Regions from separate parts of the Homo sapiens genome. Here region 2 is linked to region 1. A link is an interaction called in ENCODE POLR2A ChIA-PET data of the cell type or tissue named here. Cell type or tissue: MCF 10A. All regions are shown on one strand. Each heading gives the region's core, and the rest is flanking DNA. Links, peaks and the distances in the headings are about the cores only. Region 1 overlaps CORO2B (coronin 2B). Region 2 overlaps ITGA11 (integrin subunit alpha 11).

The links. Peaks named below come from ENCODE experiments on the same cell type or tissue, not always from the same donor. Only the 100,000 strongest peaks of a DNase experiment are listed, where the experiment ranks them.
Region 2: POLR2A ChIA-PET joins it to region 1 with 5 read pairs; 2 of 35 experiments call an interaction of 5 or more read pairs at or near these places.

What each region holds. Positions count from the first base shown.
Region 1 is chr15:68,602,674-68,608,051 of GRCh38, forward strand. The region is part of intron 1 of CORO2B (coronin 2B); the gene reads left to right. Among named protein-coding and RNA genes, the nearest start is that of CORO2B, 26 kb to the left of the region's middle. In MCF 10A, for the core only: no CTCF peak of the experiment used is centred there; a DNase peak (open chromatin) is centred at 2,658.
Region 2 is chr15:68,295,784-68,301,161 of GRCh38, forward strand. ITGA11 (integrin subunit alpha 11) reads right to left here. Exons shown (of 30, transcript NM_001004439.2): 30 at 749-5,378. It overlaps FEM1B (fem-1 homolog B), which reads left to right. Exons shown (of 2, transcript NM_015322.5): 2 at 1-79. Among named protein-coding and RNA genes, the nearest start is that of FEM1B, 21 kb to the left of the region's middle. In MCF 10A, for the core only: no CTCF peak of the experiment used is centred there; no DNase peak of the experiment used is centred there.

The DNA of each region.
Region 1 (5,378 bases), core at 379-5,378:
GCCCCCCCTTGAGGTAGGGATGATAGATGTGAGGTGTGACTGCCAGTTTCATAGTTCTCTACATCAGTGAAGGAGGTTCTGTGCAATGTGCAACACCCACTTTCTTCCTGAGAACACTAAGAAGCAATTCCTCTCTGTTTTCTAATAAAAATGTCTCGTGGAAGCAAGCCTGTTTCCTGGGAAAAGAGGGACTGCCTGTACGAATCTTGCAAGCACACGTGTTTCCCTGGTTGGGATATATATAATTTTGTTTTCTTGGGGCAGGGGGTGGACACACAGCTTTGCAATCCCTTGCCTAGAAACAGCTTCCACACTGGCTTAACACCATCTGTTTCCCCTGAGCAGGAAGGTGTCAAAGAGCCCCCTGCTCAAGGATGGGTCTGTCAACGGTCTGTTAGGATAGGAGGTGAGAGACATTGGTTGCCTGGGGTGAGAGAGTAAGACAGATGGAGAGAGAAGTGGGTAGGTTGGCTGGAATTAGGATGCAGAATTGTCCACTGTGTCTTACACGCCATGGAAGTCCCAGGGCTAACACAGTACGTGGTCGCAGTAGGTGCTTACTAAACTAGTTGCTGGATGACTGTGTTGTCAAACAAATAAATGAATTGAATGAATGAACGAGTGGATGGATGGGAGGGTATGCACAGATGAGCGAAAGTTGGCCTGTAACCTCCAAATAATTATTATCTTAAAAAAACACACTTGCTAATCATACTAGTGTGAGGCCTGAGACAGAGGAGCCTTCGTGGAGGACAAACTGCAGCAACAGTGCGAGGTCATCAGCAGATGTCAAGGAGTCCATGTGTTTAGGGCAGAGTTAGGGTGACATGGTGCTGTGGGCTGAATTGTATCCCCCTAATTCATATGTTGAAGCCCTAACCCCCAGTGTGTTTGGAGACAGGGCCTTTAAAGAGATAATTCAGGGTAAATGAGGTCATAAAGGCAGAGCCCTGGCCCAGTAGGACTGGTGTCCTTATAAGAAAATAGACACCAGAGAGCTCACTCTCTCCGCATCTGCACAGAGGACACAGCAAGAAGACGGCCGTCTGCAAACCAGGAAGAGAGGCCTCACCAGAAACCAACCCTGCTGGACCTTGATGTTGGACTTACAGCCTCCAGAACTGTACGAAATAAATATCTGTTGTTTAAGCCCCCAGCCTGTGGCATTCTGTTATGGCAGCCTGAGCAGGCTAATACATAGGGGATGCTGGATCTGAGTTTGGAGCTCAAGGGGCAGAACATGGGGAAGAGTGCCATGTTGTAGAATTCAGAAGGGCAGCTGGTCTCCTTCAGAGGCTCATACTAGAACATGTGCACCAGGAGGTTCAGCATAAGAGCCCAGGCTGTGGAGTCAAGACTGCTGGGGTCCAAATTCTTACCCCATAGAAGCGTTGTGAGCACTGAGTGTATTTCATACACAGAAAGCATTTGGCACAGAGCCCGGCACACAGTCAGCACTCCACAGGCATGAGCCGCCCCTCGTCGTTCTTATCACGTTCGCTTGTCAGTATTGTCACTCTGGGCACCCCCTTCCCTTGACGCATACTCCAGGGCTCCAGCATTGCTCAGAGTTTTTGGGACCTTCCTGAGAGCAGCTCTCAGTAGCAGCTTCTACCATCAGGAAATTGGTTCCATTCTTCATGGTCAGCCCCCACCCCCAAACCGCCTTTCCTACCACGAGCAGAACAAGTGTGTTCCTGAATGATTTGGGATTATGGCTGAGGAGAGGAACCCTATTAACAAGGGCAAAGATTGCCATCACTGAGGATAGCCCTAAGAATGCCTTGCCAGTCCTAAGCAGAATTTCATACCAGGAAATTAAAAAGGTGTGGTTTTTTTTTTAAAAGGCGACTTTATCTCAGCAGCATGGCTAGAATATGTGTGTGTCCTCCCCAGAGGACCACTCTGGAAAGGCTGGAGTCCTCTCTATGTATAAGTTGTGATTTAAAAAAAAAAACCTCCCTTCTGTGTAAATTCAGCCCCAATTCCTCATCCCAGCATTCCAACAATCAGAAATCACACCTTCTGAGAACCTATGGAAAGATGGGATTATGGGTGCGTTTGTTTACATGGTTATACTTTTCTGTTTGCCTTTCTAGATTGTGCATTTTTTACTTTAATAATTAGGAGAAAATTAAGCAAGCTGTTAAGAAGTTTTGAGGCTGGGCATGGTGGCTCACGCCTGTAATTCCAGCACTTTGGGAGGCCAAGGCGGGCTGATCACGAGGTCAGGAGTTCAAGACCAATCTGGCCAACATAGTGAAACCCTGTGTCTACTAAAAACACAAAAATTAGCCAGGCATGGTGGCACACACCTGTAATCCCAGCTACTCAGGAGACTGAGGCAGGAGAATCGCTTGAACCTGGGAGGCAGAGGTTGTGGTGAGCTGAGATCATGCCACTACACTCCAGTCTGGGCAACAGAGCGAGACTCCGTCTCAAGGAAAAAAAAAAAAAAAGAAGTTTTGAAAAGAAAAACTTCAATCTCCCAGCTGCTTAGCACTGTCCTGGGTCCTATGGCAGTGTCGTCCAAAGTTGTATAAGCCATTATCAAAGACACATAAAGTAAAGTGGGATCACCCATTTGGAGAGCAATTTGGCAACAGACACCACAAGCCATAAAAATGTCCATATCCTGTGACCTAGTAATCCCGCTTCTGGGAACCTGTCCAAAGGAAATAATCCAAAGGCGGGGAAAAACTCTATGCATCAAGATGCTCATCACGGCATTATTTATAACAATGAAACATTGGGAACAAAATAAAGGCCTAATGGTATGAGACTGGCTGAATAAATTAGGAAGCATTGATTCAATGGAATATTCTGCAGCCGTTAAAAATTATAATACCAAAATGATATGGCAGTGTGGGAAAATATTCGTGCTAAGTGAAAAAGGTGGGACATAAAGTTTTATGCATATCATGATTGTAACTGTGTAAAAATTATTTGGAAAGTACAGATGCTTCAAGACTGGAAAGTGAAGGGAGAATGGACAGGACCTAGAAGTGGGCTGGGAGGAGTCACAGAGGGCTCTTGGGTTTTTTTTTTTTTTTTTTTTTTTTTTTTTGAGATGGAGTCTCGCTGTGTCGCCCAGGCGGGAGTGCAGTGGCGCAATATCTCAGCTCACTGCAACCTCCACCTCCCGGGTTCAAGCAATTCTCCTGCCTTGGCCTCCTGAGTATCTGTGATTACAGGCACCCGCCACCACACTCAGCTAATTTTTGTATTTTTAGTAGAGACGGGGGTTTCACCATGTTGGTCAGGCAGGTCTCAAACTCCTGAACTTGTGATTCGCCCACCTTGACCTCCCAAAGTGCTGGGATTATAGCAGTGAGCCACAGCGCCCGGCCGGCTCTTGGGTTTTGAGGGTGAGCAGCTGGGTGGGTGAAGCCTCGTTTACTGAAAGTCATGGTGGCAGAGAAGCAGATTGGGGTGGGGAGAAGACCAGTAGTTTAGCTCTACCATGTTAGGTCAAAGGTGACTGCAAGAATCCAAAAGGAGGGTCCAATGGTCAAAAAAGAGGCCTAGACCAGGAGTGGGAATTTTGGAGCCATCAGCCTGTAGATAGTGTTTAAAGCCCTAAGCATGAATGACCTCAGGCAAAGGGAGTTAGGGTGGTGGGGCTTAGCCAAGCAAGCATATTAGAATCACCTGGAGATCCCTCCAGGCCAGTGAATCATGGCCTCTGGGCTGTGGTTGGGCATCAGCATTTATTCCAAGCTCCCTGGATAATTCCAGTGAATCTAGGACTGCACTCATGGTCCCTGTGTTCCCCAGCATAGGGCCTTACATGTGGGCAGCATGACTTATAGCACATGTAAGTACCGTCCTGCTACACTGAATGGTACAGTTGTTGGTCAGGCGCTTTCCTTAAAGTAAACATTTTCCATACCCCAAATTCTGGCACATGGCCTGAGAGAATTTTTGAGCTGCTTCTGAGTGGAAGAGGCTGTGTAGAAAATACAGTTTGGATACAGAAACATTGAAAGGATGAGGATATTTTGCTAGCTCATGGGTAGAGTGGGGGCAGAGTATTTGAAACTGGGACAGGCACAGAAAAATCCAGAGCATAACTGAACACGGAGTTATGTTTCCTCTGATATCTTTGGTCAGCTTCTGATGGCCCCAGATAGAGGATGAGTTTCTTGAGCATGGAGGGGTGGACATGGAAGACATTACGGGACCCCTGGAGCTGTTTCACAGGGCAGGCACTTCGTAGGTGCTCAATATATCCTCCATTGACTGTGGATTGACTCGGAACCAGGAAAGGGGCAAGCCAGCTGATCAGAGCCTTCACACCCAAAGCTGGAGGGCACTACAAGAAGGAGCCTTCTCCAAACATCTTGAGTCTCCCCTGGTTTTCTCCCTGGCTCACCAAGCTCGAGATAGATATTGGGCTTTTGAAGTAGGTGGAGGGGTTAGCAAGGGGCCTCAAGGATTTTGTGGGCCAGGCACAGAGGGGATAGTTTGTCTCTGTTCCACCATGTCTGGGGTCTCTGCTAGGAAGACCTAAATGACTAGGGTGACATCTGAGAATCATCTGGAAGTGCCTTCACACTCATGTTTGGTGCCTGGACTGGGATGACTTGAAGGCTGGACTGGGCTGGGACTGTTGACTGGAGCATCTACACATGGTGTCTCCACATGGCTTGAGCTTCCTCATGGCATGGCCGCCTCAGAGTAGTCAGATATTTTACATGATGACTTGGGGCTCCAGGAGCAAGTGTTCCAACAAACAAGGAAGAATGTAAGATCCCTTATGACCTAGCCTCAGAAGTCACATAGGGTCACTTCCACACCCAGATTCCACTGGAGAGGACATGGAACCTGCCTCAAAGTCTTTTTTGTAAAGAGCTTCTTTGGGCCAGGCACGGTGGCTCATGCCTGTGATCCCAACACTTCAGGAGACCGAGGTGGCAGGATCTCTTGAAGCCAGGAGTTTGAGACCAGCCTGGGTGACATAGCGAGAACCCATCTCTACAAAAAATTTAAAAATCAGCCAGGTGCAGTGATGCGTGCTTGTGGTCCCAGCTACTTGGGACGCTGAGGTGAGAGGATTGCTTGAGCCCAGAAATTTGAGGTTGCAGTGAGCTAAGATTGTGTTACTACACTCCAGCCTGGGTGACAGAGTGAGACCCTATCTCAAAAAAAAAAAAAAAAAAGATGCCCTCTTAGCTCTCATTTTTCACTCCTTTCTAAGAGAGGTCAGACCAGGACTCCAGGAACAGATGCCATGTGACAAGACCCCAGGGCCTTTATCATCTTCTTGTCAAAATCACATGCCCTTGGGCATAGCACCTCATGAAACAGGGCCTTGGGAGTGAATGGGAGTGAGGGGGTCTACATGGGCTCAGCTGCAGCTGCCAGACCACAGCTTT
Region 2 (5,378 bases), core at 379-5,378, 310 kb before region 1:
CTCAGCTAATTTGAAACTAACAATCTTGCTGTGTAAAAGGAAAAAATGGTGTTTGTGTTCAGTAAATGTTTGAAAAAAACTACTTTGAGGTTTGTGTCTTTATTAATTATTCAGTGTGCCTTAGTTGCGATGTTCTTTTGTTGAGTGCCTTAAAGTTGTCAAAGTTATATATGTGCATGGGAAAAAATTCACGTAGTAAAGAAAAATTCAAATATATATTTTAAAAGTTCCCTTTTCATCTCTCCCCGCCTCCTATTTGGACTCTGCAGAGACAATCACTATTAATAGTTTTTTGAGTAGCTTCCCAGAATGTTTCTGTGCACATATGTATTATTTCTCCTTTTCAGTTTTTAAAATGCAAATGAACTTCTACCTTTGCAACGCTATTCTGTATCTTATCTTTTTCATGTAATATATCTTAGGCATTTTCCATTTCTATATGTATAGGTTTTTAAAACAACTTCATAGCAATTAATTCTGTTGATGGATTGAAAATGTATTTAACTAGATTTTATTGATGGACTTTTAGATTTTCAGTTTTTGATATTTCAAATAATGCTGCAGTCAACATCCTTAAGTACCATACTTAAAGGACAAATTCATTCCTAGTACTGGAACTTGGTTTAGTGACTACTTAAAATCTTGACAGAAGTTATCAAATTGCCTTCCATCTCTCTACATCTTTATTGACATCAGATCTAATCATTTAATTTTTGCAAAGTTGTGATTAATGAAAAATAGCATTTCATGGTTTGATTTGTATGCCTTTATTATGAGTAACATTGAACACTTTCATATATTTATTGACTATTGGTGTTTGCTTTGGGGTTGTGTGTGTTTTTTTTCTACTTGTTAGAAGTTCCTTAGAAGTTTGAGGACATTTTCTCTGTCATGTAATAGTTGTAGCTTATTTACTTTAAATATGGTACTTTTGTATCCAAAGTTTACATTTTTCTATAGTCAAATTTATCACAATTTAAAAAAATGGATTCTGAGTTTTAGATCCTGCTTGTAAGGCTGTCTCTATTCCAAGTCATACTTTTTTTTTTTTTCCCCCATGATCTATTTGAAAAAGACACTTTTATGGCTTCCCTTCCCTTCTTTCTCCTTCTCTTCTTTGGTTTAAAATGTTGATTTTCCTATAATTTGTTTGGTTTTTGTTTGTTTGTTTTTTGAGACAGGGTTTCATTCTGTCACCCAGGCTGGAGTGCAGTGGTGCCATCATGGCTTACTGTCGCCTTGATCTTCCGGGCTCAAGTGATCCTCTCACCTCAGCCTCCCAAGTAGCTGGGACTACAGGTATGTGCCACCATGCCCAGCTAATTCTTTTTATTTTGGTATTTTTTGTAGAGATGGGGTTTTGCCATGATGCCTAGGCTGGTCTTGAACTCCTGGGTTCAAGCAGTCCTCCCACCTCAGCCTCTCAAAGTGTTGGGATTACAGATGTGAGCCACCACACCTGGCCTTGGACTAGTATTTCTTCATTTGTCTTTTTTAAGTGGGGAGGTGGGAGTGGCTAACTTTTTTCATTATTACGTGTTTATTTTTCCAGATGAAGTTTGGTGTAATTTTATCATGTTAAGAGATTATTTCGTTTAGCATTGAATTAATAGATTTAGGGACATCTGTACAGTTCTGCACTTCTGAGCTTTTTTTTTTTTTTTTTTTTTATCCAAAAGAAAGCTATGTCTGGTTAGGTAAATCATACACCTGTATCCAGAGTTTTGTTTTGTTTTTTTTTTTAGGTTTTTCTTTTTAATGAAGGTCTTACAACTATTTTCCTTTTATTACCACTACGTACTTCTAAATATTAATGTTTTTACAAAAGCACTGTAATGGTTTTTTTTGTTTTTAAAGAAATAAATTTTCAGTTACTTCTTTTGGATGTCCCAGATACACTAATCGTTTGCAAGTAACAATAATATGGCATTCTCATTTCCAGCCTTCACATCTCAGGAGAGTATTAAAGGGTGGTATTGGAGCACACCCTCAGGACATGTTTGTTTTCAAATTTAGATTCTCTGTGGCCATTCCAGCCTCTATAGAGATCTGAAAAAAACATTTAGTGCCACCCTCTCATTTTATAGTTCAGGACACAAGCCCAGAAAGGCCACACAAGGACTATGTGTGTCGTAACTGAGAGTAGGCTCTGGGTCTCTTGACCCACTGAACAGTGCTCTTTCACTGTGAGATGCCAGTACTAGGGAAGCTCACCTTCAGATCTCTGCTAGGTCACTCCCTGGCTGCAATAACCTAGTGAGACTGCGGAAATCATCCAGACAGGTTTTAAAACATTTTTTTCTTTGTTTCAAGTAATGTCTGCTGTATATGACAGATCACCAAAGAAAATACTGGCAGTAGTGTATTCCTTCAGATACTTGACCTAGAAAATTTCAGTATGAGAGAGGCAAATTTTAGGTGGTTCACAAAACCTTAGCTTGTTGGCAAGTTTAGACAAAATTATATTTTCTAATTTGCCTGTGCTTTAGAAATTTGGTGTGCTCAGTCCATCAGAGGGGCGGACTGGGGTTTTGCTTTTGCCTTAATCAATGGCAAGATACTCTTGCATGTTGGCGCTTATTGAACACCTACTGTATTTCAGGCACTGCACCACAGATATGCATACAAAAATAAGAGAGACCAGTGTGGGCAACAAAGTGAGACCCCCTCTCTGCACAAAATTAAAAAAAAAATTAGCTGGGCATGGTGGTGCATGTCTGTAGTCCCAGCTACTCAAGAGGCTGAGGTGGGAGGATCACTGAAGTCCAGGAGGTCGAGGCTGCAGGGAGCTGTGATTGTGCCGCTGCACTCTAGCCTGGGTGACAGAGCAAGACCCTGTCTCAAAAATAAAAATAAGAAAGATGGACTCTGTCCTTGATAAGCTTGTTCTCCATTTAGATGCATCTATTTGAAATTTGATTTTCTGTATTTCCTCTAATTTTCCAAATAAAAAAATTTTTTGACTCTGACTTGGGCCACCTTCTGAAAACATTTCAGACACATCACTAAGTTGTTGCACATCTTTTTTAATGCAGGGCCAGGGAGATAATCCAGGAGTTTGAGACCAGCCTGGGCAACATGGCGAGACCCTGTCTCTACAAAAAATACTAAAATTAGCTGAGTGTGGTGTGTGCCTGTAGTCCCAGCTACTTGGGAAACTGAGGTGGGATTGCTTGAGCCCGGGAGGCAGAGGCTGCCGTGAGCTGTGATGGTGCCGCTGCACTCTAGCCTGGGCAACAGAGTGAGACACTGTCTCAAAACAAACCATGCAAAGCTGATTAGAAAGGGTAAGTCCCTCAAGGATAGTGCCCATCCTTTAAAAATAACTTTCTGCTTGTACTCTACTTTGGACCTGGTAAGTTTGCTAGGTACGGCTTAGCATACATCTTATTGAAAAGTTTTAGTGTCCAGGTGCAAGGCTTACAATTCCCTCCTCATGCTAAATCAGCAAGGCTCCGTTCCTGTTTCAGTTTCAGTTTTGGAACATGCTGTCCTATTTTAGCATGATGTTGAAACTAATAGAATAGACAGTGACACAAAAGCACTGTGCAGATTTTAACGTGGCCAGTTAGGCCTGGCTGTCCTTTGAGAAGAACCTAGTTGATGTTAATATTAACATAAAGATAGTAGGGGAGTTTTTTTTTTTTTTAAATTATAAGAAGGAGTGCAGGATAAAAGGCTGGAACCACATTAGCCGAAGGTAAAAGCAAAGACTGGTGTGGTGTTGAATAAAAACAGGGGACCATTCATACTAATGGCTGTATTTAAGTCACCCAAGGCACATTTGGGTGGTGAGGAGACTGCTTCGTGGTGGTGAGGCATGGGTGCAGTGAGTTGTTATGCCAGGAAAGGAGCACGATTAAGCCAGCGGTCTCCATTAGAGGCTGCTTGGCATCCTGGGATTGAAGCCAGGGGACTGACTCAAGTCTAATGTCTTATTCTCAGACAGTATTGATGCTAAAACCTTTTGAATACTGACGGAGGTAGGAATTTATCTTGTGAAGACCTCTAGGGATGGAAAGGTCCACACTGTCTCCTAGAAGCTCTTCCACATGTCCCTAGGCAGAGCTATTCCATAGTGTCTCCATTGTGTTTGCATTAGCACTTTGCCCTTTCCACCTAGATACCTGTCATGTCAAGAAACCATCACCTTCCTTAACAAAAGTAAAACCCAGAAACTCCACTGGGGTTTTTGCTGATTTTCTTTGCTGGCTGCCATCAAGATAGTCCCCAGCACAGTTGAAGGGCATCTAAAGACAGGCCTGACAGTTTAAGAAACTGACATTGAAGATTAGAGAATAGCAGAATATTATAGCTATTATGTAATATTAAATCCAGATGGCTGTTCTACAAGTTTAATGTGCTTAGAATTACCTCACAGAGCTTGGATCCATGAAGTCTGAGGAGGAACTTAGGAGTCTGTGGTCTGACTGAGGCAGTCCTGGGACCACTCTTTGAGAAGCGCAGCGCTGCAGAGATCATCTGCTTTATGAGGCACAGTGGGCTTGGGCACAACCCCCTCTTTCTTCATCTTACAGCCTGGATATTCACTTACCTGTTGATTGCAACTCTCAGCCATTAGAGTCATCTGGGGAAGTTGGAAACAAACTTGGCCCCTCTCCCAACCAATGAAATTGGGATCCATAGTGGGTAGGGCCCTTGCAGTGGTCACTTTTAAAGCTCCCGTGGTTCAAAGGTGCAGCCAGGATTGAGAAACACTGCGTTAGCATAGACTTTGCTCCCTATAAGATGCATCTTTGTTTGCTCTACCAGGCACTCTTAAGGCTCATCTTGGGTATTTATACTTCAGGGTAAATAGATTCAGAAAGGGAAACTTGATAACAAATTGAGAGGCTAAGGGCCTTGATACAACTCTCAGTTTGTCCACCTTTTGACCACTTAGTTGGTCTTGGTGTAGGTCTGGGGAAGGGTGTGAAGGACTGTGGAGTTCTGGAATAAGGGCTGCTTGCCTCTGACCGAGAGTCCAGAGGTTGCAATTCAGTGACCTCTGGGCTGCATCTGACCAGCAGGTACATTCTGTTTGGCCTGCAGTGTGGTCACAGGTGGCAGTTTTTAAAAATATGAATGCCAGCCTCTAAAAATCAGATATCCATAAGAGCATTCTCAGATCTGATGATATTTGATGGACGACTTGGTGCTAAGTCAATGAAAACTTATGAGTGTGGGTTCATTAATTCTCATTTAGCCAGGTTACCCCATTCATAAGAGTGATGACGGAAATGGAATATGATTTAGCAACATTTCCTTCTGATTCTATTAGAAGGCAATGGGTTTTGATACTCAAATTTTAGTTTCACCATTTTCACCTTTTGCTCCACATCAAGCCCTTCTAAGGCTGGGCTCGAATAACAGAATCT